Regions from separate parts of the Homo sapiens genome. Here regions 1, 2, 3 and 5 are each linked to region 4. Evidence: chromatin loops called from intact Hi-C (ENCODE). Cell type or tissue: MCF 10A. All regions are shown on one strand.

Evidence for each region. A loop is a pair of places that touch in the nucleus more often than their neighbours do. Peaks named below come from ENCODE experiments on the same cell type or tissue, not always from the same donor. Only the 100,000 strongest peaks of a DNase experiment are listed, where the experiment ranks them.
Region 1: it touches region 4 in a loop (17-fold over the local background); 20 of 110 quality-filtered maps call a loop at or near these places.
Region 2: a loop joins it to region 4, with 29 times the contacts of the local background. A loop is called at or near these places in 32 of 110 quality-filtered maps.
Region 3: it touches region 4 in a loop (2.0-fold over the local background); 20 of 110 quality-filtered maps call a loop at or near these places.
Region 5: a loop joins it to region 4, with 6 times the contacts of the local background. A loop is called at or near these places in 16 of 110 quality-filtered maps.

Annotation. Positions count from the first base shown.
Region 1 is chr12:126,067,275-126,072,274 of GRCh38, reverse strand. No RefSeq gene overlaps it. Among named protein-coding and RNA genes, the nearest start is that of LINC02359, 26 kb to the left of the region's middle. In MCF 10A, a CTCF peak has its summit at 2,546 (motif pointing left); a DNase peak (open chromatin) is centred at 2,534.
Region 2 is chr12:125,531,063-125,536,062 of GRCh38, reverse strand. The region is part of intron 4 of TMEM132B (transmembrane protein 132B); the gene reads right to left. Among named protein-coding and RNA genes, the nearest start is that of TMEM132B, 350 kb to the right of the region's middle. In MCF 10A, a CTCF peak has its summit at 2,418 (motif pointing left); no DNase peak of the experiment used is centred here.
Region 3 is chr12:126,782,527-126,787,526 of GRCh38, reverse strand. No RefSeq gene overlaps it. Among named protein-coding and RNA genes, the nearest start is that of LINC00944, 13 kb to the right of the region's middle. In MCF 10A, a CTCF peak has its summit at 3,003 (motif pointing left); a DNase peak (open chromatin) is centred at 3,016.
Region 4 is chr12:126,871,692-126,876,691 of GRCh38, reverse strand. LINC02372 (long intergenic non-protein coding RNA 2372) reads left to right here and starts at 2,002. Exons shown (of 3, transcript NR_033970.1): 1 at 2,002-2,235; 2 at 3,188-3,366. It overlaps LOC105370061 (a long non-coding RNA gene), which reads right to left and starts at 1,888. Exons shown (of 3, transcript XR_945511.3): 1 at 1,712-1,888. In MCF 10A, a CTCF peak has its summit at 2,082 (motif pointing right); a DNase peak (open chromatin) is centred at 2,101.
Region 5 is chr12:125,328,903-125,333,902 of GRCh38, reverse strand. The region is part of intron 1 of TMEM132B (transmembrane protein 132B); the gene reads right to left. Among named protein-coding and RNA genes, the nearest start is that of TMEM132B, 150 kb to the right of the region's middle. RefSeq lists a silencer at 2,739-2,798 and enhancers at 3,329-4,054, 4,055-4,781. In MCF 10A, CTCF peaks have their summits at 791 and 2,809 (motif pointing left); no DNase peak of the experiment used is centred here.

The sequences.
Region 1 (5,000 bases), 800 kb after region 4:
ATGAGTAGCATGCGTTTAAGGTGGCAGAGCTGAGATTTGAACAAGGCAGGCTGGCTGCAGGCTTTCATAATACATGTGAACTCAGTAAGTCACAGTAACCTAACCTAGCTAAAAGCAAGGTGAGTCAGAAAAGATTTCACAAGTAGCCAGGCGCGGTGGCTCATGCCTGTAATCCCAGCACTTTGGGAGGCTGAGGCGGGTGGATCACGAGGTCAGGAGTTCAAGACCAGCCTCGCCAAAATGGTGAAACCCCCATCTCTACTAAAAATACAAAAATTAGCTGAGCATGGTGGCACATGCCTGTAATCCCAGCTACTTGGGAGGCTGAGGCAGAGAATTGCTTAAATCCGGGAGGCAGAGGTTGCAGTAAGCTGAGATCACACCACTGCACTCCAGCCTAGGTGACAGAACAAGATTCCATCAAAAAAAAAGAAAAGAAAAAAGAAAAGACTTCAGAAGCAATGACTAACAAGGAATTTGAAGGATGACTGCATAAAACAGGCACATGTTAAGGGAAGCTTAGGAACTGTTTCAGTCACAGCAAATTGCAGATGTGAGGACCCTGAGGTGGATCTGAAATCTATGGGGCTGGGTCCCAGAGTGTGGGAAGAGGCATGTGAAATCTTCTCTTCTAAACCCACCCCCCAGCTGTCTGACCTATGTCAGTTAGTGACATCTCCATCCTTCTACCTGCTCAAGAAAAATATTTTGGTGTCTTCCTTGACATCTTTTTTTTGCCACCCATAATCAGTCCTTTATCTTCAATATTACAAGCAACTGAGACTTCTCACTCCAGTGCCTCTACCTGTCCAGCATACCTTCTCTTCTTGCTTGCAATTACCTAAATTACCTCCCTTTTCCCTTGCCCCCTCTCAGCCAGTGTGCTCCCCTGAAATAGCAAGTAAGAACAGGCCCTCCTGTGTGCAAACCCTCATAAGCTTCCAAGTCTGCTCAGCCAGTGTGCTCTCCTGAAATAGCAAGTGAGAACAGACCACCCTCTGTGCAACCCCTCATAAGCTCCCAAGTCTGCACAGTGACCCACAAGGCCCCACTTGGCCTGGCCCTCCATTATCCCACACTCAGACCCCATCTCTTATTAGAGTGACCTCACTGTGTTGGCCTCCACATGGTCCTGAAGCAGCCAGGCTGGCCCTCACCCTAAGCCCTTCCCTCTGCCTGGATGCTCTTCCTATATCACCCCAGCAATTGCAAATCACCCCTCAGTTCAGCATGTGGTGAGTGTGTGCAGAGCTGTTCTGGATAACCAGGTCAGGAGGGATGCACATGGTTGGGGACTAAAGTCCCTTGACTTGTGCTTCCTTAGCAGGACTCTAATCCCACCTCCTCACCAGCTCCCAGGCTGGCTCTTCTGTCCATGCCTCTTTACCTCTGGCCCTCAGCATCAGGCACCTGGATGCCAGTACTTCCTTCCCATCTGGTGTCCTAGCAGCCACCCTCCTTTCCTCCACAGTCAGGGAGAATTGTGTACACTGCCATGCTTTAACACTTTCACTGGCTCCACTTCTTACTGCGTCCCACAGGTTCTGCCTTATCTAGCCCCTGCCTGCATGCACTGCCTAATGTCTTGCTCTTTCTGTTCTTCAATCCAAAGCTCCACCAAACTCAGCTTGTGTCCCCAAGGCATAGGAGCCTTGTTACATGCTGGCCCCTCAGTTCGCAAAACATTTTCCAGCATATCCGCTGGGCTGTCTCTGGCTTCTCCTTCGAAAGTCAGCTTGATTGCCACTCCCTCTAGGAAAGCTCATGATATTTTCCCACTCCCCCAGCTCCTCTGCTGATGAGACTTGCATCATTCAGAGTCCCCACTTCTATATTAACTCTTGCTGTCTGTACTCAGACCAAAATCTGGACATGTTCAATGGAGCATGAGTTCCTTCAAGATGCCATCTTTATTTCTGAATCCCCCATGCCCTGTGTGATGACATTCAGAGATGAAGGAGGAACCCAGTCATTGCTTGTTGTGTGAATGGATGGATGAGTAGGTGTGTCTGTCTCACTCACTAGTCTATGATGCCCATGGGGTTAGGATCAGTTGACCACGTGTTACATAAATGAACTAAAGATGGCCCTTTTATTTTTGGCCTCTGGATTGTATACTTCTTCACAGTAGGCTGGGACCATTAGCTCAAAAGCCCACTGGCACTCAACTCAAATTTTTACACATCTAATTGTTCTAATCATAGCCCAAATAAGCAGACTTTTATCCACTTAGAGCCTGCCTGCTTTGGATATCTACCAAAAGTGTGCCCCCTATCTGCTAGCCATTGATAAAATAAACTCTTTTGCTGTAAAAGACCCCAAGCATCTTCTGCTCTTCAAAGCTCTCTAACCCAAACTTCCCACTGTGCTGCTGAGAAACATCACCTGGAAACATAAGCCCCATCTTCCCTAGAATTTCCCTTGACCTCTTCATCTTCTAGGTAGGGCTCCTGAACCATGGCCTCTGGATGGTCTCGTGCCATGAGGGACTTGCCCTGCTGGCAAATCTGTCAAAGCGAAGCCTGAACAAATTCATTGTGCGCTACTGCCACCTTGTGGCCATATGGTTTTCCTTGATCAACTCTGAAATCCCTGGAACTCACTACACCTTATTAGAGTGAATCTCATGTACCCCATAAATAAATATGCCCACTATGTACCCACGAAAATTAAACATTAAAATTAAAAAGGAAATATGTAATGTTCAGCAATGAAAACCTGTTACCATCATTGCGCATGAACCAACGGACATCTTTTCCTTATCCCATTGTATACAGCGGACACTCAATCAATGCTGTGGAATGAATGGATAGATGGATTTGTCTCTCTTTATTACTTTATGTTCTCTATTAAGCCAGGATCTGTTGTCCTCATTAAGGTGCTCCCAATGAAAATCTTCTGTCCTCTTCACCCTGGAACCCCAGGCCAATTTCTCACTGGGCAATGGTTTATTATGAATCCTTAATTGGTGCTTTCTTCATTGAACAATATGAAGAGAAAACCACCTGCATTCAAGTGATCTCTGGATTTTTATCAGGGGTAAAGATCCTGATAAACAGAGATAGAACACCATTACCTGAATCAGACCAATTCAAAACCTTAAACACAGATTAGGACACAGAGATAGAACATGATTACCTGAATCAAACCAGCTCAAAATCCTAAACACAGGTTCTTAGACCCCTGTATCTCTGGCTGTACTAGAGCCTCATGGCAGTGACAGGAAGCCAGAGCCTCCCAGGTCACAGAGTTAAGTCCCTTGCTTGATAAAGGATTTAACTGAAGCTCAGAGGGCTTATGTGATGCAATCTGAGGTCAAGAGTGGGCTAATCAGAAAGCTGGGGTTAGAACCCCACTCTGAGCTGCTTTCTCAGACATAATCTCATATTTCTACCATTTTTTATGTTTTTCAAACATATTTTGATGCTTGTGTATCATTTATTCAGACAACATTTAGGAAGTATAAAGTTTGTACTGTGCACAAGCATGCACCGTTAATAAAGCTAAATTTCCTACTGTCGTCTTCAAGTATCCAGCTGCCATTTGAGCATTACTTCAAGCATTTGTTTACATCAACTTGTTTATTATTTTCGGATTTGATACATACAAAATAAAGCATACCAGATGTCACAAGAAAGCTTCTTCAAAATCAATATGAGATTTATTTAGATTTCTTGTTTTTCCTGCTTTCCCTGTGAGCCAAATGACTGCCAATCATTCCCAAATTTCTATTATCAAAAATGGAAGCTTGCTTTCTAGAATTTGGAAAAATAAAGTAATATTTGCTTTATGCCCCTGACATGAATCACCCCTCTAATTAGAGGAGAGTTGGAATGACTGCACACAATAGCATATGCAGTGATGTGTAGGTACAGTGACCTATTAATGCTTGTGACAATGTTCCCAGGCTGGGCTGTTTCCTATTGTATAGGGAGGCACTTTGTAACTTTGCATTTGCTCAATGGGGCTTTGTAAGCTGAAATTGGGTTAGGTATTATCTACAGCCACAAATGAACAGAGGTATCAGTGAGTGTCTGAAGGCCCTGGACAGAGAGTAAAAATGAAGTTTTTCTGTGCTGTAGAGCCTGATGGTGTGACCAGCCTCCAAGATAAATACCAGTAGAACAGCTGCCAGCCACAGTCACAGGCTCGAATCAATGAAGACAGAAAAAATCATTTCAGATGCCACATCCCTGCTTTGCCCTGTTCCCAACTGTGGACCTGCATAAACTACAATACAAGAAAGATTCATTAAAAATAGAAAAGTCTCCATGTGATTCTAACTGGAGTCACTCACAAAACTTCATGCTCTATTCTCTCAAGAACATGCTTTGATCTAGGGGATCTGTGCCCTTGAAGAAGCCTTTTTGGCTAATGCTGCTTTTGGCTCTGATCCACGGAGTTAATGAGGGTGAAGTCCATTTTCCTCTCTATGGACATTTCAACATCATGGCCAGAGGAGGTAATTACTTCTCCCTTCAAATTGAATTAAGAATTTTAAGAAGATGTCACTTTTGTCTTTGCATGAGAAAAATCAGCTTCCTCATTATCTTCCAACCCTGGGACACTTTCCAGTGGTGTCCGTGTTGGATTTCTTTATTTAAAGCCCCCCTACTGGACTAACACAAGAGAACCATCTGGCTGGATAGATTCCGAGAGGGGCTTTGGCAGGAAACAAGGACTTAAGATCTCTACAACATAGAGATCTTACACAATCTCCCATGATAGAGAAATACACTCAGAGGTATACATAGTAACACAAGAGTCACACAATAGCCAGGTATCTTGTTTTGCAGCTTTCAGAATTCAATTTAATGGGATAAGTCATTTAGGGTATGGGAAGAGAGGAGAATGAACTCACAGCAGCTTTTCTTCCTTTCACCTTATAATTTAAGTGTAAAGCTTACCTCAAGGTCTATTAAAAGAAATTTCTGTATCAGCTATTTTATTTCTATCCACAGAACAGCCCTCACATCATTAAAGGTCTTAAGTGTAACAGG
Region 2 (5,000 bases), 1.3 Mb after region 4:
CACCATGCCCAGATGCAACCCACCTCCCTGCAGAAGCAATCCTGGCTTGTTGTGGCTGCTTTTCATGGGGGAATTCTTAACAGCCCACAAGACACAGTCACAGAAGTCTGATGTGGTTGTAAAATCACAGAGTAGAGGCATAGTCCCCCAAGGAAAGTAGACTGTGTTCAGCCGCCTTTGGTTTCTTGCTGCCTGGACAGGTAGAAATTTACTCTATCTGCAAGCTCCCCTCTCCTGCAAAGAGTGTGGGACCTTACAACCATCACCTGTGCAAAGTGGACATTTTCCAGAATCAAAGGTGGTTCTGGAGAAAATGCAAAGGTGGGCAAGTCTGCCCCAACCCCTCTCTTGGTCTTTTCTAAATACTCTCTTGCCTTGTCTGTCTCAGAAAAGAATCCAGCAGCTTCTTCAGCTGAGTCTAATTATAGAAAGACACAATACCTTCATCCCAGGAGTTCAGCTTGGTCTTTAATCGTGGCAGAGAATCTTTCCTCCTTCATTAAAAAAATTTCACAAAAAAGTAGGAGAATTGTGTTCCTGGCAAAAAAGCTTTCCTGAAATCCCCGATGGCAAGAACTGAGCCTCCTTCATCAGGTGCTGGCACACAGGCCCTTGGTCAAGGTATGGGAGGAATGACTGGCAAACAACCCTTTAAATCTCAGCAGCATTTCACAGGTTACCAAGCCCTGTGGGACTCCCAGTTAAACACAGTGGGCTGGAAACTTGATTCATCTTTTCCCCCGCTCAGGATCTCATTAAAGTGAGACTAACAGAATGAAAAAGTCAAAAATTCTCAACACAAAGGGGCCATCAGTGACAAAAGAGATCAGTCTTTTCTGGAACAATGGCGGTAACTGATGAAGTGAGTAGGGATGCCTGTTATAGAATATGAACAACAAATTAATATTAAGTAGAAGCATTGGATTCTACGAGCAAATATAAATGTGATAAAACTTGGTGTAAATACATCTATTAGATATATAGGTTATAAACAATTAATAAATACCTAGGCAGAAGTCTCATGGTGCTGTTTATTCATCTGTCAGGGAAGAGAATTAATCAATAGCAGCGCTGTCCAACAGATCTTTCCTCACTGCTAGAAGATTCTATATCTGTGCTGCCAGATGTGGTAACCACTAGCTCCATGTGGACACTGAGCACTTGAAATGTGGCATGTGCAATTGAGAAACTGAATTTTTAATTTTATTTAATATTAATTTTAATAGCCACATGAAGCTAATGGCTACCATATTGGATAGCTTCAGGTTCTAAACTAAAATTAAATTGTGGCATCTGAAAGAGCGGATGTAACTATAATGGTAGTAGTGATGGTAGTAATAGTAATAATAAAAATAAAGTGGATGTAACTGTAATGGTAGTAGTGATGGTAGTAATAGTAATAATAAAAATAATGACTCTAATCACTGACTTGTTTTTACCATAAACCTTTTCCCTTTAATCATAGTAAGATGATTTTTGTTTACTGTTTTGTTGTTGCTATTGTTGTCTGGGTTTGGTTTGGTTTTGGTTGTGGGGTGGAAAATCTGAGACAGGTTCTTGCTTTGTCACCCAAGCTGGAGTGCAATGGCATGATAATGGCTCACTGCAGCCTCGACCTCCTGGGTGCAAGCAATCCTCCCACCTCAGCCTCTCGAGTAGCTGGGATTACAGGCATGTGTCACCATGTATGGCCAATTTTTAAATGTTTGTAGAGATAGGAGTCTCACTATGTTTCCCAGGCTGGTCTCAAATTCCTGCGCTCAAGCAGTCCTCCTGCCTCAGCCTCCCAAAGTGTTAGGATTACAGGCGTGAGCCACTGTGCCCAGCCAGCAAGGTGATTTTTAAAAAACCAGTATTCCTTGTAGTGATTAATGGTTTTTTGAAGTTCAGAAACTTCATATTAGATTATTTGTCTTCTCTTAAATGTAAGTAAAAGGAAGGACCTAGCCCTTAATAAAGAAAAAACCCAGCACACAGAATATGCTCCCATTTTCGTGAAGTATGAAGTTCGCCGGCCACTTGCGTGTCCAGCCACAGTCATCTCTCTGCCCATACGTGGACTTTGACTCCATACATGGAACAATAATTTTCCAGTATTACTGCTGGCTCTATCGGGGGTGCTGAGATTCTGATTTTTCCATATATTGTTTAAAAATGTTATAATGAGCATGCATCATCTTAAATAAAAATAATAAAGCCTATTAAGATTTTGGCTGAAGCAGGTTGTCAGGTGCCAGGGGTCACGGGCTGCGCTGAGCGCTGGCTCGGGCTGCAGGAAGGAGCCTTTATTTGCTCACACTCAGGGAAATCGGGAATCCCTGGAAATCGCAGGGCCTGAGGACGCAGCCAGTCAGGCCGGGCAGGGGCTCCAGGAGCCTCCGCCGGGGAGGGGAGGGCGCGCGGCCTGTACAAGCCGGTCTGCGGCGCCATCTAGCGGGTGCGCCAGGACCATCGCCCACGAGGTCCTTCCCCGGAGGAGAGGCGGATGCCAATCAAAATGCCATCGCGACCCCTTGTCAAAGTAAAGCCATTTAGAGAAAGACTTGCTGGGCTCTGCAATCAGCTATGCAAAGGGAAAACAAGCGTTTAGGAACATTCCCTCGCTGTTTGTCTCAGGCGGGGCTGATGTGCAGCTGGAGGGCCCTGGGAAGGGGAGAGGCTGTAATAATTATTTACAAGGTGCATCTATTCCGATTGGCCAGTGGCCACACCACCCTGCTATTAAATATGTTGAATTTCATCACTATCTTAAGTATTTCACCTTCAAACAAAAATAAGAAACAAACTCTTAACATTTATCATACATGTATTATGTGACAAGCAGTGTGCAAATACTGCTTCACTTCATCCTCATGATAACAAGGTTATTCTGGCTTCTGGTAGGAATTATATTACACTTTTTACAGGATAGGTAAGGGGGACTGTGTTGAAGGTCACACAGCTTTAAGCCAGGCTGGAATTGAACGACAGCAGCTTGATTTTCTTAAGCACATGCATCTCACATCTCCCCAGCTGTGGAGAAGGGGCCCTTTCCTGATCAGTACAGAGGCTGGCAAAGTGACTCGCTAGCAAGAACTCTGGTTTACCAAACATAAATATCAGGCTTGCAGCGGGCAACCCAACATCAAAGTGCTCAGAGACAGCCTGCATATTCACAACCCCCAAACTGTGATACATAATCTAGTTCGCTGTCAACAGTGACTTGTTTTTTTAAAAGAAAATTATTGTCTCAGAACACAGGTTCCTAAGGCCGGGTGTGGTGGTTCACGCCTGTAATCCCAGCACTTTGGGAGGCCGAGGGGGGCAGATCACCTGAGGTCAGGAGTTCAAGACCAGCCTGGCCAACATGGTGAAACCCCGTCTCTACTAAAAATACAAAAATTAGCTGGGCATGGTGGCGCACACCTATAATCCCAGCTACTCAAGAGGCTGGGGCAGAAGAATTGCTTGAATTCAGGAGGCGGAGGTTGTGGTGAGCCAAGATCGCACCACTGCACTCCAGCCTGGGCAACAGAGTGAGACTCTGTCTCGAAAAAAAAAAAAATACAGCTTCCTGATTATTTTACTACCTTTAAGGGGTTGTAAAATAGGACCATAAAATCCCTTGCATAATCACTCTCAATTTGGGGATTTGGGGCTCACCCAACAAGCAGGACAATTCCAGGGCAGTATTTTCTGACGGATGTGCTGCATGACAGCCATCCTTGTGAGACAGGTCATAGATATTAATGATATTGACAGAGTCTTTAAAAATTTGTCATGTCTCATCCCTGCCGCTGAAGCCCCTGGAATTCCACTACTTTGTTGCTCTGACTGACAACCACCCATTTCTTTCCCGAACTTGCTTAGCTGGGTCTATTTTTCCCTTTCGCCTTCAGAAATTATACATCAGCAAAGGTTTTCCCAAATAGAGGCAGGTCAACTGAACCAAACATCTTAATGGGCTTTTCCCTTCCTTTCCACTGAGCTGACTCCAGTTCACTCTCCAAGAGCAGTCCCTGTAATATTGTTATGTTTTTAATGTAAGTTAGGAAACGGCATAACAGCTAAATCCAGTTATGGGGCCACTGTGGCAAGGGGTTTACTAAATGGCCTCCCTGGCACTATGTGCTGGAATAACAGTGTGGGTAGTTGGCTTGCAGCGCCAGGAGAGCCACAAGTAGGGTGCCCACTCTGCACCAAGTGCTACGGCGGCATTTACAAAGCACATGGCTTTCAGCTCAGCCGACAAAGACGGTTACTTGTGGCCATTTGTAAAGTGCACCCAGTGGACAGGCATTCTCCTTGACAATTTAAAATTAGTCCTTTCAGCTGTGAGAGGGTAGGATCAATCAGGTGAAATGGTGCGTATATAACTGAGGTTATGGCTGTTTGCAGAACACCTTGCTCATTCTGTTATATTAGAGAACCTAAGAGACAGAAACCTTCAGTCTATTCTAGATACCAACTGCCAAATGTTTTGTGTCTTCCTCAACGGTAATTATACTGACAAACTTGTAGTTTTGTGGGAAGGGGGAGAAACACAGACCTTCCAGGTAGGCTATGACATCAGGGTGACACAAAAATAATTCTCAGGCCAGGCACAGTGGCTCGCTCCTGTAATCCCAGCACTTTGGAAGGCCAAAGTGTGAGAATCACTCGAGCCCAGGAGTTAGAGAACAGCCTGGGCAACATAGTGAGACTTTGTCTCTACAAAAAAATAAATAAAAATCAGCCGGGTGTTGTGGCATATGCCAGTAGCCCCAGCTCCTCAGGAACCTGAAGTGGGAAGATCACTTGAGCCTTGGAGGTTAAGGCTGCAGTGAGCTATGAACATACTGCTGCACTCCAGCCTGAGTGGCAGAGCAAGACTCTGTCTCAAAAACAAAAACAAAAACAAAACAAAAAGAAAAGAAAAAGAAAAAATAAAATAACATTCAAAGACAGTAAAAGTTCTGTCCTGTCCTGATTAGCAGAGTCCAGTCAACACGACTGAGTGTGAGTATTGTGTAGCTGAGTGA
Region 3 (5,000 bases), 89 kb after region 4:
TGGGCGCAAAACCAGCCAGGAGCTCCCCCAGGGCAGGCTCAGTCCTTACGCCTGCCAGCCCCTGCTCCCAGAGCTCGGCTAGTCACATGCCATTTAAGGAAATTCAGGAGTGAGGGCCAGAAGTGCTCCTGACTGTGCAAAATGCTGGCTACAACAGGTAGACACACAGATGATCACACTGATTGGCATCCTGACCTCACTGCAAATGCCGCTGTGTCCTCCCATCCTGGAACACAGTGCCTGGGCCGCTCCATCTCCTGAGGATTGCAGGAACTTCCCCTTTCCTCCTCTGTGCTCCTCCTCCTCCATGCAACTCAATTCTTAGGAATCACAAACCAATAAGCCCCCAGAACACTAAGAACTCTGAATGAGAGCCCACCTCTGTGAATTAGATCATGGGATAGCATTGCAAAAACATATCATGACTATCACAGGAGGGTTGAGTGTTTGTGACAGAGGTCTCTTCCACAAGGAGTTTCTCCTGGGTCAAGTCCCCAGATACTCAACGCTAACTGAATAATAGCTCCCTCTAACTCTGTCCCCCATATACTGGACATTCTCCTGGCAATTTTACCTGTGTAAACAGAGGACAAAACTGCATTTGTGGCCAAGGGACCAATATACAACACCTGCTAAAGTCCAAACGATGTGCTGGACCACAAGGAGAGCCCCTACTCTGGTTGAGGGTACAAAATGATATGAGTTAGAAATTAATAGGAAAGCTTGGGAAGGGGATGGACTACAGAGAATTCCAGGTGCCCTGTGCATTCCAGGCCCCAGGGTGGAGGGAAAGGGAAGTGTGTCTTCTCTCTCCTCAGCTCAGGAAAAAAGAATTTCAGGAGGACTACCTGGAAACCCCAATATGTGTTCCCTGCAGTGGGAGACACACTGAACCAGGGCCTGACTCACTCTGGGGGGATCTGACGGGTGAGGAGTTCAGCTCCTCTGAGAGCTGAGAGATGATAGTTGCTGCTGCACATGGAGAGGCTAGAACATCAAACAATAAGTCAGTGGAGCCTGGCTGATGTCACGTGAAAAAATTCCCAGAAAGGTGACCTCAAACAGAGACGATATTGGAAGTAGACTTTGGGGTGCCCAGCAGCTAAACAGGGAAGACGATGTGGTCACACAGTTTTGGGGCCACATGAGTGGAAGATCATCAGTCATGGAAGGGGAATTGAGGTTTGCCAAGGAACCCATGAAAGCATCCCTTAAAAAATAATAAAAAAAAAAATGCCAGGCTCGGTGGCTCACGCCTGTAATCCCAGCACTTTGGGAGGCTGAGGCAGGCAGATCACTGAGGTCAGGAGTTTGAGACCAGCCTGGCCAACATAGTGAAACCCCATCTCTTCTAAAAATACAAAAATCAGCTGGACGTAGTGGCAGGTGCCTGTAATTCCAGCCACTCAGGAAGCTGAGACAGGAGAATCGCTTGAACCTGGGAGGCGGAGGTTTCAGTGAGCTGAGATCGCACCACTGCAATCTAGCCTGGGCAACAAAGAGTGAAACTCTGTCTAAATAAATAAATAAATAAATAAAATAAAATAAAATAAAATAAAATAAAATAAAATAAAATAAAAATAAAAAAGACAGTACCCCACCCAGTGCCTCCCAGGCCAGGGAGCACACAGATGCCAGCTGACACCTGTGTTTGTGACCTCATCTTTCCTGTCCCTCCCAACATCTCTTCCCCTTCCTCTGTGTCTGCTCTGCAAACTCAGAACCCTCAGTCTCCAAGCCAGGAGAGAAAACTTTGAGGCCAATGATGAGGGGCAAAAAGAAAGACTTACCGTGCCTACTTCTACCAAAAGAGTTTCAGCTGGGAGAAGAGAAGAATGCTGTCCTTTGATTGTAGCTCAGAATTGGGATTAGTGAATCATTTTTAAATTGAGGCTGTGTTTTGTCATAAAAAGTCATGGATCTGCCTATTTTCATCCACAGGCAAGAAAATATTATCCCAATTGAGCAAATTAAAGGGAAAATAGAAATCTAAGTAAATCTCACTTTTGTGACTCCACCCTTGGGGCCCCCTCTGAAACCTCTAAGGAAAGGTCCTCCCTTGCCTTGTCCAGCTGCTGGGGCTCCAGGTGTTTCCCGGCTCCTAGAATCGTCACTCCCATCTCTGCCTCCATTGTCACTTGGACTTCTTTTTTCTGTGTGTCTTTTTTTTTTTTTTTTTGACAGAGTTTCGCTCTTGTTGCCCAGGCTGTAGTGCAATGGTGCAGTCTTGGCTCACCACAACCTCCGCCTCCCGGGTTCAAGAGATTCTCCTACCTCAGCCTCCCAAGTAGCTGGGATTACAGGCATGTGCTATCACGCCCAGCTAATTTTGTATTTTTAGTAGAGACATCGTTTCTCCATTTTGGTCAGGCTGGTCTAGAACTCCTGACCTCAGGTGATCCGCCCGCCTCAGCCTCCCAAAGTGCTGGGATTACAAGCATGAGCCACCACACCTGGCCTTTTCTGTATGTCTCTATATGTTCTCTCCTCTTCTTATTAGGGTGCCAGTCATTGAATTTAGGAATCACCCTAAAGCCAGGATAATTTCATCTCAAGACCCTGAACTAATTACATTAGCAAAGAAGCTATTTCCAAAGAAAGTCATATTTGTATTTCCAGATTGATTTGAATTGGGGGAAGTTACCATTAACATCCTATGAATGAGTAACACATACTCTTAATGATCCCATTAGGGTAATTTAGGTTTGTACCCCATTCTTTCGTTTCAGCTTTGGAAGACAAACCAAGACAGAGGAAATCTGAACATTTTCTAGGTGTGACGAAAGGAATTTAAGCGCGAGACATCCCATGGGTTTATCATTCCTGTGACTGACCAGCACCTACATTTTAGATGCTGGGGCCTGATCCATCACTCTGTTCTCAGATGTAGCTCCTAAGCCTGGTCGTGAATGAAGCTTCAGCCAAGCTCAAGGGAAGAAATCTGGTCATTTTCAGGCCCATGAAGCAGAAACACACGTGGTTATATGGACTCTGGGGCCCTTTCGCCCTCTGCTGGTGGGTGCCCAATGAAGCTATTTAACTGTATTTGCATTTGCAGCATTTCCAGTCCTCAAGAGGTCAGGAGATTCTCAGAGACAAGCTGATTGCCCAGAAGCAGTTTGCTAGGTTTAGGAAGTTGCTGCATCTGCCATATGCCACGATATATTCCGATGAACCCATCTTTACTAACTAGAGAATTCAGTCTTGATGTACAGGCAAATTGAGGACATAGAAAACAAGGGGTCTAGGGGAACCAGTTCAGTAACCCCTACAAAGAAAGAAGGATTTAAATAGAAGAACTTAATAGTTTCCAGGGAGCTCTCACGATGCAATCAGTAAATTGAGCATTACCGAAGTGTATTTTTCCTGTTTAAACAACTTGCATTAGGCACATGGGAAAGGGCAAAGTATAAAAATGTAATGTTCTTTTTAATAGTAAAAAATGAAAAAAAATTGTTGTGAAAATGAAAGAAAAAATATTGTAACATCTGCTTTTTAAAGCAAACACCTCTTACCATTTTAAAAAGGACAGTGCCCGCAGGTCGTCTGCCTGATGAAAATGCTAGAAAACCAGCTCACTCCCCAGGTTCGTCACCTGCCAGGTAACTTCCTGAGCCCAAATGAAGCCACTGCTGCTGTCAAGTCGTAAGTCAACCAGCACCATCTCGTGGAATGAGCCAATTGCTCTGTAGAACAATGTCAGGGGCCCCTAAGACTACCCCTATGTTCAGAGATTCACTGGAAGCATGCATGAGACCCAATATAGAGAGGTTCTCCCAGCTAAGAAATATTACAGAGATGCAGGAAGGACGCACAGTGAGATCGTAAGGAAACAAGATGCAGTCTGTAGGCAACCACGTGAAGGCTTCCTATGCTCCTTCTCCCAAGAGGGTCACATAGAAACGTTGTTTCCTAGAAACAAAAGTGCTGAAATATGCATGTAATGGTTCTGCCCAGGGAAGCCCCTTAGAGACTCAGAATGAGCTCACTGGTTGCATCGGATTCTGGTCACATTATCTGCCTCGAATGTACCAAAATTCCAGACTCCCAGAAGGAAAGCAGGTTTTCAGCATAAACAACACTGTGCAGACATTTAGGCACAGAAAACCCCTCATATCAGTTAGGGAACCCTCTTAAAATCCTAGTTTCCAGATGATAGCCAAAGGTTTACCTTGCACACAAGGCTTTCTGAAGGTAGTGGTCTTAGGCCTGTGATGTGAATGTGGTTCTTCAAGACACAAACACGAACATGTTAAAGAGGCAATTTAAAACCCAGCATGAAACAGCATGAAATGCATTTCCACATTGCTGCATTCTAACAAGAATAATTATCAACAAACTGCAGAAGAATGTAACTAAATCCTACTTCATGGGTTTCTCCTTCGGGGTGAGCTATGTAGTTCATAGTTTTGTGGAAAATAGACTCTGCTCTATTAAATGAGGGACTTACACAACATTTCGTGTTGGAGTCACAATGCACAGCTCTCTTCCCTGTTTCTGAACACACATATATACTAACATGCAAGAACCACACATGCCCTTGTGCTACGTTATGGAGTGTTGCCATCCGTTGAGTTTTCGGGTGTATCTTGGAATGTGGTTATGCTCCTTCTAACTAGTACATGGCATGGATTAATGATTTGACCACCTGCATTTTAGAATTTGGGGATAACAGTGATAACCTCATACAATCTTTGGTAACACAATAGAAAACAGAGTAAGAGAAAGGACATTAGAAACTACAAGGAGCTCTGCACAGAAAGTATCATTATTGAATTTGTTTTAATTTCATTAGCCTGAAACGAGCTTGTCTATAATGTGCAAAACCATTAGTCAACTTGTCTCAACCTTTAATCTTTTCCAGATTTGAGAAGGGAGTACAGTGCTTATGGAAGGGGTGAATGGAGAGCATACACAGTGAACACCTATAAGCAACACTTTCCATTATGGGAAAAAGTATATGAAAGTATACATTTCATTATGGGAAACTTCTTATCACA
Region 4 (5,000 bases):
GGAGGTGGGGGAAAAATCCAGTTTTCCAACTTAGTGATCATCTGTTGCTAGTTATCTTTCCTTCTCCCAGATCTGGTTATCGGTGGATCACTGTGTCCTCTGAAGGCTCTCCCAGAGCTGTACTGGAGATTGCAGGGATATAAGGACCACTTCATAAAAGCTCACTTTTTTTTTTTTTTGAGATGGAGTCTCGCTCAGCCGCCCTGGCTGGAGTACAGTGGTGCGATCTCAGCTCACTGCAACCTCTGCCTCTCAGGTTCAAGTGATTGTCCTGTCTCGGCCTCCCAAGTAGCTGGGATTACAGGCACCCGCCATCATGCCCAACTAAGTTTTGTATTTTTTTTTTAGCAGAGACAGGGTTTCACTGTGTTGGCCAGGCTGGTCTTGAACTCCTGACCTCGGGTGATCCACCCGCCTTGGCCTCCCAGAGTGCTAGGATTACAGGCGTGAGCCACTGTGCCTGGCCAAAAGCTCACCTTTAATTCAGCTCTATCTAACTTGTTTCTCCGGTGCATTTGCTTTTCTCAAGGCATTGAGCTTTCTCCAGTGGCCGGAGCTGCTAATTAGTTATTGCAAGCTTCTTTCCTTAGGGGAGATAAAAAGGTTTTGATCAAATCAAAGTGCTTCTAATTCTGATTCATTTCCCTTGTTCTTGTTTCTTAAGTCCCCAGCTTAGAAGGGGGTTGGTTGATGCTTCCTTTTACTTCAAGCTGTTTCTTCTCTAATGTTAAATGGTAAATCCATACCTGATGTGTCTGTTATTGATAAAGTTCAGATGGCATTTCAAGTTTCTGCAGAAGCTTTCTCACTTTCTGTGTGAGCATTTTCTAAATGGAAAGATTCTTCCTTCCATAGGATGCTTTCAATTTGAGTTCTAAGAAATTTATTTATTAGATTTTTCTTTTTCTTTTTTTTTTTTTTTTTTTGGTTTACTATCTGTCTTCTAGTTTTTTTCCTCTAGGAGAAAGTGCTTACTTTAAAAGCACAGATAGGTTTCTCAAAAGGGTCTTTGCCTAATGGATAATGCGGTCTTCCTTTTATAATCCACTCTTTATATTGAATTTCAGATTTCCACCTTCTACATTATTTTCTATTGGCTGGTAGATATGTGATATTCAGAAAGGTTTCCATCAGACACTTAAACTAAATCTATCATTTAGGATTTGTGTTCTGTATTCATTAGAATTCCAATAATTTCCTTCTTTCTATTCAAGTCCTTCTCCCTTTCTTTCCAGCCTTCAATTTCTTGTAAAAGAAATTTTCAATGTTTTTAAAGATCAGAAAGTGTTTTCTTATGTTGTGAATTATTCTTCTGCCAGGCTCGTAAGCTGTTTTCACTCAAGTGACTTAGAATGGCCAGGCTTCATCTTACAGAAACCATATCTAACTTTGAAAATGACCCATATACACACTTCACCATGGAGAGAGGGGGCTCCCTTTTGGCTTATTTTCAACAAGGCCTCTTTTATCATTACACAAAGAGATAGACCTATTCAGATTAGTATTAACTGATGACAAACCCAGTGTATCTAACTCACTCAAAGAGCTGGCCTGTCTTGAAGGAAGCTCAAGGATTTCCTGGGTTTATGATCTAGTTAAACGTGTTAAGAATTTTACAATATTTTTCACTTTGTCAGATAGCCTTTTGATTACTTGCTTTGTCCATGTTAAATTATGTATTTTTTAAAGACTGTTAAGAAGGATTACTTACCATCATCTCCCCAGGAACCTAGAGGACCTGTGTATCCCCTGAGCCTTCAGACACCCCCATTGCTAAGGCAGAGCTGGGACTAAAGGCTTGTGGCCATCAGCAGACCTAGCGCAGTAGCCAAGGCCCTGCACGCCTGCCTTTGGTGGCCAGACACCAGCTTAGACACAAGACTACACTGGACCCTGGGGAATGTGGAGCTTGGAATGCAAACAAGCACCTGGCAACCAGGACAGGCTACCAGGGACTAGAGAACCAGGAGGCTTCATTGGGTAACAAAGTTCTTCCCAAGCATTCTCTTGCATTCCACCCGGGGAACAAGACAGCACCGGGTTTCACACTGGCAAGGCAGGAGGCTGTGTGCTGCCAGAACGACCAGCAGGGGGCGCAAAGGCCACGCCAGGCACCTGCTGGCCTCAGAGAAAACAGAAAGGGAACCAGGAAGCCCACTCCTGCTGTCCTTTCTCTGCAAGGAAATGTGCCAGGGCACTGCAGCCCAGACAGTCGGCAGTAGAGGACCCATGAAGGTCATTATCACTGCTTTTCCCTCCTCTTATTGAAGCTCTTCCCTCTGCAGCCCTGGAAGCCTGATCCTACCTACAGATGTCAGCGAAATCTCCCTCCCTCAGGGTCCCTGTCTAGTTTGTTTTTGACCCGGCCACAAATACTAGGACAGAAAAATAATGGACGGCACAAAGGTCTTTATTGTCTTTTGTTGGTCTGTTTTTATTTTTTTGAGGTGTTTTCCCATGATAACTAGTGTAATGGAAGCATAATGTATTTCACGTTGTAAACCAAAAAGTATCTGAGAAAAGACTCAATCAATTTAGAAGTTTATTCTGTCAAGGTTAAGGACATGCCTGTGACACAGCCTCAGGAGGTCGTGAGAGCACGTGCCCATGGTGGTCAGGCTACGGTTTGGCTTTGTACATTCCAGGGAGACCGAAGACATCAGCGGTCCAGAAAGGCAGGACAACTCAAAGTGGAAGCTTCCAGGTCATAGGCGGATTCAAAGATTGTCCAATTGGCAATTGGTTGAAAGAGGTTATCTAAAGACCAGATATCCAAAGAAGGGAAGGTCTGGGCTCAGATAAAGGGTTGTGGAGACCAAGATTCTTATCATGCAGATGAACCCTCCAGGTAGCAGGCTCAGAGAGGATAAATTGTAAATGTTTCTTATCAGACTTTAAAAGGTGTTAGACTCTTAAGTCAATTCTCTCCTGGATCAGGAAAAGTATTTTTAAAAATGTTTATAAGCTCAATTATTTTATTAATTTATTGTTAGTAACTTTGAGATCTGATTAAGAAATCTTTGCTAAACCCAAGATAGCAAGAGCTTTATCTTAGAAGCTTTATTCTTTTAATTTAAACACTTAGGTCTACAGTCTCTCTCAAAATCAAGTAATGGATCACTTCAGTTCCAAGTGTAACAATGAAAAATGAAAACCGTGAATTACCTCTTTCTCTATATTTTCACAGTATCTTTGTGCAAAGAAAGCAGCAAAGAGAATTAAGAGAATTGCATCATATAAAGAGTGAATTAAACCATCTAAAGGAGCAAAAATTCATCATCACATGGACAAGAAATTAAGACGTAACATCCATCTCACTATTTGCAAAGTGGCTTATTCCTACAGACAATGCAGATATGTAAAAAGGTTTTTCTATAGTTTCATCCTTTGTAGAACCTAAAGAGATAAGCCTACATTTTGAAATAAAATTTTTAAAAATCATGTAAAAAAATGACCTACTGTAGCAATGACATTTTGAAGACATCTCATAGAACATGAAGACCCCCCAGTATTATGAATTGATAACATGATTGCTTTCTTGGGCTGGAAGGATAATTTCCCTAATGGACATTAAAGCATTTGGATCATTATTTTCCATCTGGAAAGTGATAGTGTCCTGATTGTCTCAAGTAAGGGCACCCCATGAAACACAGGCCCAGGTCATGTCCTTCTCCAAATTTTCCTCCATTAAAAAAATCTAAAAAATAAACACAGCAAATATGACACCATAACTTATCTAAATTTTGCAAATTCATAAAGAGATCATTGATGCATACTAACGATGTGAATTTTAAAAATCTGATATGTAGTGCATGCACTTTGCAAACAAAAGTCAAAAAAAGGTGTACTTTTCTTCATGAATGCCATTTTTCATTTTCAAATTCCACTTTTTCTTCTTTTATTGCAACCACATTTATTACATGGCATACATGCATAGTGAGATCTGGAGATAAAATGCTGATATCTGCGGCTCAGACTTTCTATATTCTAGGGGGAACAAGTTTCCCCTAAATTACCTAAATTATCTTTACATATATAATTATGTAAATTTAGATTTTTTGTTTGTTTTTTAGAGACAGGGTCTTACTATGTCACCCAGGCTGGAGTACAGTGGCATGATCTCAGCTCACTGCAACCTCCATTTCCTGGGTTCAAGAGATCTTCATGCCTCAGCCTCTCAAGTAGCTGGGACTACATGTGTGTGCCACCACACCTGCTAATTTTTGTATTTTTATTTTTAGTAGAGATGTTATTTCACCATGCTAGCCAAGCTGGTCTCGAACTCCTGACTTCAAGTGATCTACCCACCTTGGCCTCCCAAAGTGCTGAGATTACAGACATAAGCCACCACGCCCAGTGATATATATATATTTAAATATTTTATTAATTAAAATATTAAATATTTTATATATTTAAATATATATTAAATATATATATTTTTTTGAGACAGAGTCTCACTCTGTCACTCAGGCAGGAGTGCAGTGGTACAATCTCGGCTCACTGCAACCTCCGCCTCCCAGGATCAAGCGATTCTCCTGCCTCAGCCTCCCGAGTAGCTGGGATTACAGGGGCCTGCCACCACACCAGGCTAATTTTTGTATTTTTAGAAGAGATGGGGTTTCATGATGTTGGCCAGGCTGGTCTCGAACTCCTGACCTCTTTTTTTTTTTTTTTTTTTTTGAGACGGAGTCTCGCTCTGTCGCCCAGGCCGGACTGCGGACTGCAGTGGCGCAATCTCGGCTCACTGCAAGCTCCGCCTCCCGGGTTCACGCCATTCTCCTGCCTCAGCCTCCCCAGTAGCTGGGACTACAGGCGCCCGCCACCGCGCCCGGCTAATTTTTTGTATTTTTAGTAGAGACGGGGTTTCACCTTGTTAGCCAGGATGGTCTCGATCTCCTGACCTCATGATCCACCCGCCTCGGCCTCCCAAAGTGCTGGGATTACAGGCGTGAGCCACCGCGCCCAGCCACTCCTGACCTCTTGATCCGCCCACCTCAGCC
Region 5 (5,000 bases), 1.5 Mb after region 4:
ACAATCCCCAACTTTCTCCCAACACTTAGGCCAGAGGTTAAAAAAGCAGGCTCCAGGGACAGTATCTGGGTCACAGACATATTTTTATTTTACCTACTCAGTGATTTTCTAAAAATTGAATTAATCACACAAAAATCCAGATTTCTGGCTTTTCTTTAAAGATACAATAAGCTTTGACTAGGCTGTGCATGCATTCTTACCCAGCAGTAATCAGCTAGATCAGCAGGGTCACTGCTGCTCTCTTTAGCTAGCACCTGCATCCTAAAGCTCACCACAGTCCCCACCATTCCCTGTCGCCCCATTCCAGCTCTCACACTCACATATATCCCCTGCCTGCCCTCCAGTCCACTTTCTAAAAATGAGCCCAACACTGAGGAGGGCAGAGTTGGGAGAGGGAGACAGAATTGCAGGTTGAAACAGCTTCAGACTTAGACATTTATTCTTCATGAATGTAATTAATTCTATTTGCCGTATGTAGTGGGTTGAGTAATGTCCCCCCAAAAAGATATTTCCAGGTTCTAACCCATGGTTACCTGTAAATGTCACCTTACTTGGAAATAGAGCCTTTGCCAATGCAATTAAGTTAAGGTTTTCAAGATGAGCTCATTGGATGACATAAGTCCAATGACACCCACCCTAAAACCAATGACAGACGTCCTTATAAGAGAAAGGACAGGGAGACTTGAGACACACAAAGACATAGGAGAAGGCCACATGAAGACGGGAAGAGTTGGGGGGATGTGTCTACAAGCCAAGGAACGCCAAAGATCACTGGCAACACCAAAAGCTGGAAAACCGGCCTGGGACAGCGCCTCCCGCAGTCTTCAGAGGAAACAACAGGGCAACACCTTGATTTCGCCTCCAGAATGTGTGAGAAATCAGTGTCTGTTGTTTTAAGCCACCGAGTTAGTGGTAACTTATTACAACACCCACAGGAAACTAACGCACATTATAAAAAACAAAACATCATTCATCCTGGCTAGTCTGGGCAATCCGAAATCGCTCAGAGAATATCTTTTGTTCTCTTTCTTGTTTTTGGTTTTTTGTTTTTTAAGGCAGTTCATTATTTTCCAACACACAAAGTAACTAAAGAAAGGAAAAACTAATATTGTCCAGTCTTAGTGGCTGTTGCAAAGAGAAGCCACTTTAGTGAATCTGTAAGACGAGTTTTTAGCGTGTTTAAACAGCATGACCTCAGACGCCTTCAACATCCCTTTTACAATCCTGTTGAATCTCCAAGTGCTTGGAAACCCCTTTTCACCTACCAAAGCACTCTACTGTCTTAAAAAAAAAAAAAAAAAAAAAAAAAAAAAAAAAAAGCCAACTCTCTGAATTAATTTCTCAGATGACATAAGGGTCCCCGTGACGCAGAAAGTGCAGAGCTATGAAGAAATGCAGTGGGTGGAGGGCACAGCCTGCTTCTGGGGAGCTGCGCTTAATTGAGAGAAGATGACAGAAGTCTGTGGGAAAAAAAAATTGATGAAGAATAAAAGAAAGTAAAATATGTATTGTTCACTTGCCTGCTACAAGAGTTGCCAGATCTCAGAGGAAGAAGAGATGAATAATTGGCTGGCAGTTATCACAAGCTTATCAGTAGCATCCAATACATAAAATAATAATAATAATAGTCATTGCTAGGAATTTGTCAGATATCTACTGAGTACCAGTCACTGTTCTAACTACATTAACATGTATAAACATACTAAGTAACATGTTCTGATACATGGATTAACAAGTTTTAAATGTATTAACATGTATTAGCTCTTTAGACATTTATTCTTTACACAATCCTATGAGCTAGAGTATTATTTTCATATGGTATATTAATACTATTATATAATTATTACCTAAATAAATTTGGGCAGGGCTCAGTGGCTCACGTCTGTAATCCCAGCACTTTGGGATGGCTTGAGGTCAGGAGTTAAAGAGAAGCCTGGGCAACAAGTGAGACCTCAGCTCTACAAAAAAAATGTAAATAAAAAATAACCAGGCAAGACAGCAAGTGTCTGTAGTCCCAGCTACTTGGGAGGCTAAGGTGGGAGGATCGTTAGAGCCCGGGAGGTCAAGGCTGCAGTGAGCTGAGATTACACCACTACACTCCAGCCTGGGCGACAGAGCAACACCGCATCTCCAAATGTATCAAATAAATAACTTGTAATAATATAGCCATTTTATAGATTCAAAAACGAAGGCACAGAGAGGTCAAAAAACTTGCCTAAGGTCACACAGCCAGTAAGGGGTGCAGCCAAGAGTGGGCCCCAGAGTGTGGGCTTAACCCCTGCTCTGCCGGGTCCTGGCATCTGTACAGCTCCTGCTCCTCTTCCTCAGCTTGGGGAAGAGACTCAGCTTCTTCCTGGTGAGCCACATGTGAGCTGGTTCCAGATTTCACCCGGAGTAAAGGGCTCATGTGCTGCTTTTAACCATAGCGCGACCTCGAAACCCGTGGACTAAAAGCCACGGAGAACTCGGGAAAGAAACAGCACCTCCCCTTCACACAGACCCCAGGGCTTCGCCGTGGACCCCACCCTGGGTAAAAACCCTTAACAGCAGCCTTGGGAATCTTGGTGCGGAGGAAAAATACAAAGCCTCAGTCCCCTTTTCCTGGAATGCAATTCAGAGCTTGTCCTGTGTCGCTCAGAGTCAGCGGAGGACGAAGCGGACTCCTGGGGCAGCAACGCGGAGGAGGGGACCGACCCGGGAGCCCGGACTGAGCCCACCCGGACCAGGCCCTCCCCGGCGCTGTCCCCGCCCCGCTCCCAGTCCGGCTCCCTCCTCCGCAGACCCCGGGCCTCGCGGGCAACACCGCCACCCAGTGGCCGCCGCCGCCAGCGCTGCACGAGGAGCCGGTGGTGCATCCCTCCCCTCTTCCAGAGACGAAACCCCGATTTGGGCGGTTTAGGGCAATCTGGGGACTTTCACCAAGGCCCACTGCTGCTTTCCAACAGAAACCCCTTAAACACCTCCTGCCTCAGCCTCCTGAGTAGCTAGGAACACAGGATGTGCTAATTTTTATTTTTATTTTTTGTGGAGATGAGGTCCCACTGTGTTGCCCAGGCTGGTCCCAAACTCCTGGCCTCAGGCAGTCCTTCCACCTCTGCCTCCCCAAGTGCAGCTTGGTTAGGCAAAGTGTTGGAATTGCAGGCATGAGCCACTGTGCCCAGCCAAGAAATTTTAATTTGCCTGTGAATTTTTTTTCAAAGCAATACACTAGGTAGAAACATTTGCACATTTTAAAGCTTTTGATACATATTGCTGTTTTACAGAAAGGCCTCTGCCCTCTTGGCAGCATTGGATATACTTTTTAAAAAATCTTTGCCATTTCACAGTAAAAAATGATAGTTTATAGATTAAAAAATTTAAATTTGACAATTAGTGATTAAGTTTTTTAAATGTTTACTGGCCATTTTTTTTCTTTCTTTGTAAATTTCTTGTTGTCATTTGTCTATTGTTTCCATAGGAAGTACTTAACTTTTTTCTTGAGCAATAGAAGTTTTTATGCATGAAAAATGTCAACCATAACTATAGATAAATAAAATCATCTTCATGGCTGCAAAAAAAAAAAAAAAAAAGAAACCCCTTAAACAAAGCACGACTACTCTATGGGACCAGATTCTTTGTTTGCAAGTCACACAAACCCAAACCAGGATAGGCTTAGGGGAGAAAGGGAGTCACTGTCCCCAAACCATCAGCCTGGACAGAGGAGACCACAAGTGGCAGCCAGCACCCCGTGGGTTCTCTGTGCTCCGGAAGAATATGAAATTCTATTTGGAAGCGGGGACGCACCCACACCACACGCATCCCGTGACCCAGAGCAACACCTGGGTTTTCCATCAGTCCAGCGTGACACAGATCGTCGGACCACAGCGTCGGCCACGGAACAATGGCCACAGGCTGCCAGCAGGGCTACTGCATTGAAACCCTCTCTCCCCTTCCCTTTGTCCACTTCCGTCACCCTGAGAAATCACAAAGTGGAGAACTGATTTTTGCCTGTATCTGTCGCATTCCTTCCAGTGAAGATCGGGTAGTTTTATGAAAGGGCTTTTTCTTCCCTTTGTGTTCAGGGGTATTCACTCCATGGGGAAAATCTCTCTAGTCCCTGGCCTGAAAGCTGTTCCTGTTGTTTCCTTTCATTGGCCACCTGAGTGTCAAGGGGCCGGGGCTGGGGGAACACTTTAAAAGGCCAGTCTCAAGAGAGATGAATACAGCCTGTGTCAGTGACAATGAGTGGTTTGGGGACAAAGCCACGACAGCTCTGAGACATCCGTTAGGGAATCGTCCCAGGAAAGTAACCAACCCATTGTCCCATCTCGTTCCAGCCAAAAGCCACTCAGACCTTATCATCCTCCTCAAGTCAGTGCCTCATAGGACCCCAGACCCAAGGGTGGAGGGAGCTTGGGTTCTAGAGAAGGAGGCTTGGGCTAGAAAGTCAGCCTGCCTCTTGCCTGGCTGGGCTGCCTGGTGAGTGACTCAGCCCTACTTAGCAAGACAAGAATACCATCTGCCTCCTGGGGTTCTGTCACATTCAATGGGATGGATCAGGCACACTCATTTGTCTAAGTCAGCTTGGCCAGCTGTAACAAATCCATCATAGGCTGGGAGGCTTCAACAACAGATATTCATTTCTCACAGGTCTAGAGGCTGGAAGACCAAGATCAAGGCGCCAGCAGATTTGATGTCTGGTGCATGCCTTCTTCCTTATGGACATGCATTCTTGCCATATCCTCGCATGAGGGAGGAAGCGCTGGTACTTCTTTCTCTACTTATAAAAGCACTCATGAGGGCCCCACCCTCGCAACCTCACCTAAATCTAATTACCCCTCGAGGGCTCCACCTCCTGATACCATCACATTGGAGATTAGGGCTTCAGCAAATACATTTGGGGGTGGGGGAGAATGCGAACATTCAGTCCATAACAGGGTTCATTCAGTATCCATTAAGAGCCAGTCCTGTGCCCGGCACTGAAGTTGCAGGGAGGATAGAGCAAAGCAGCCCTGTCCTCA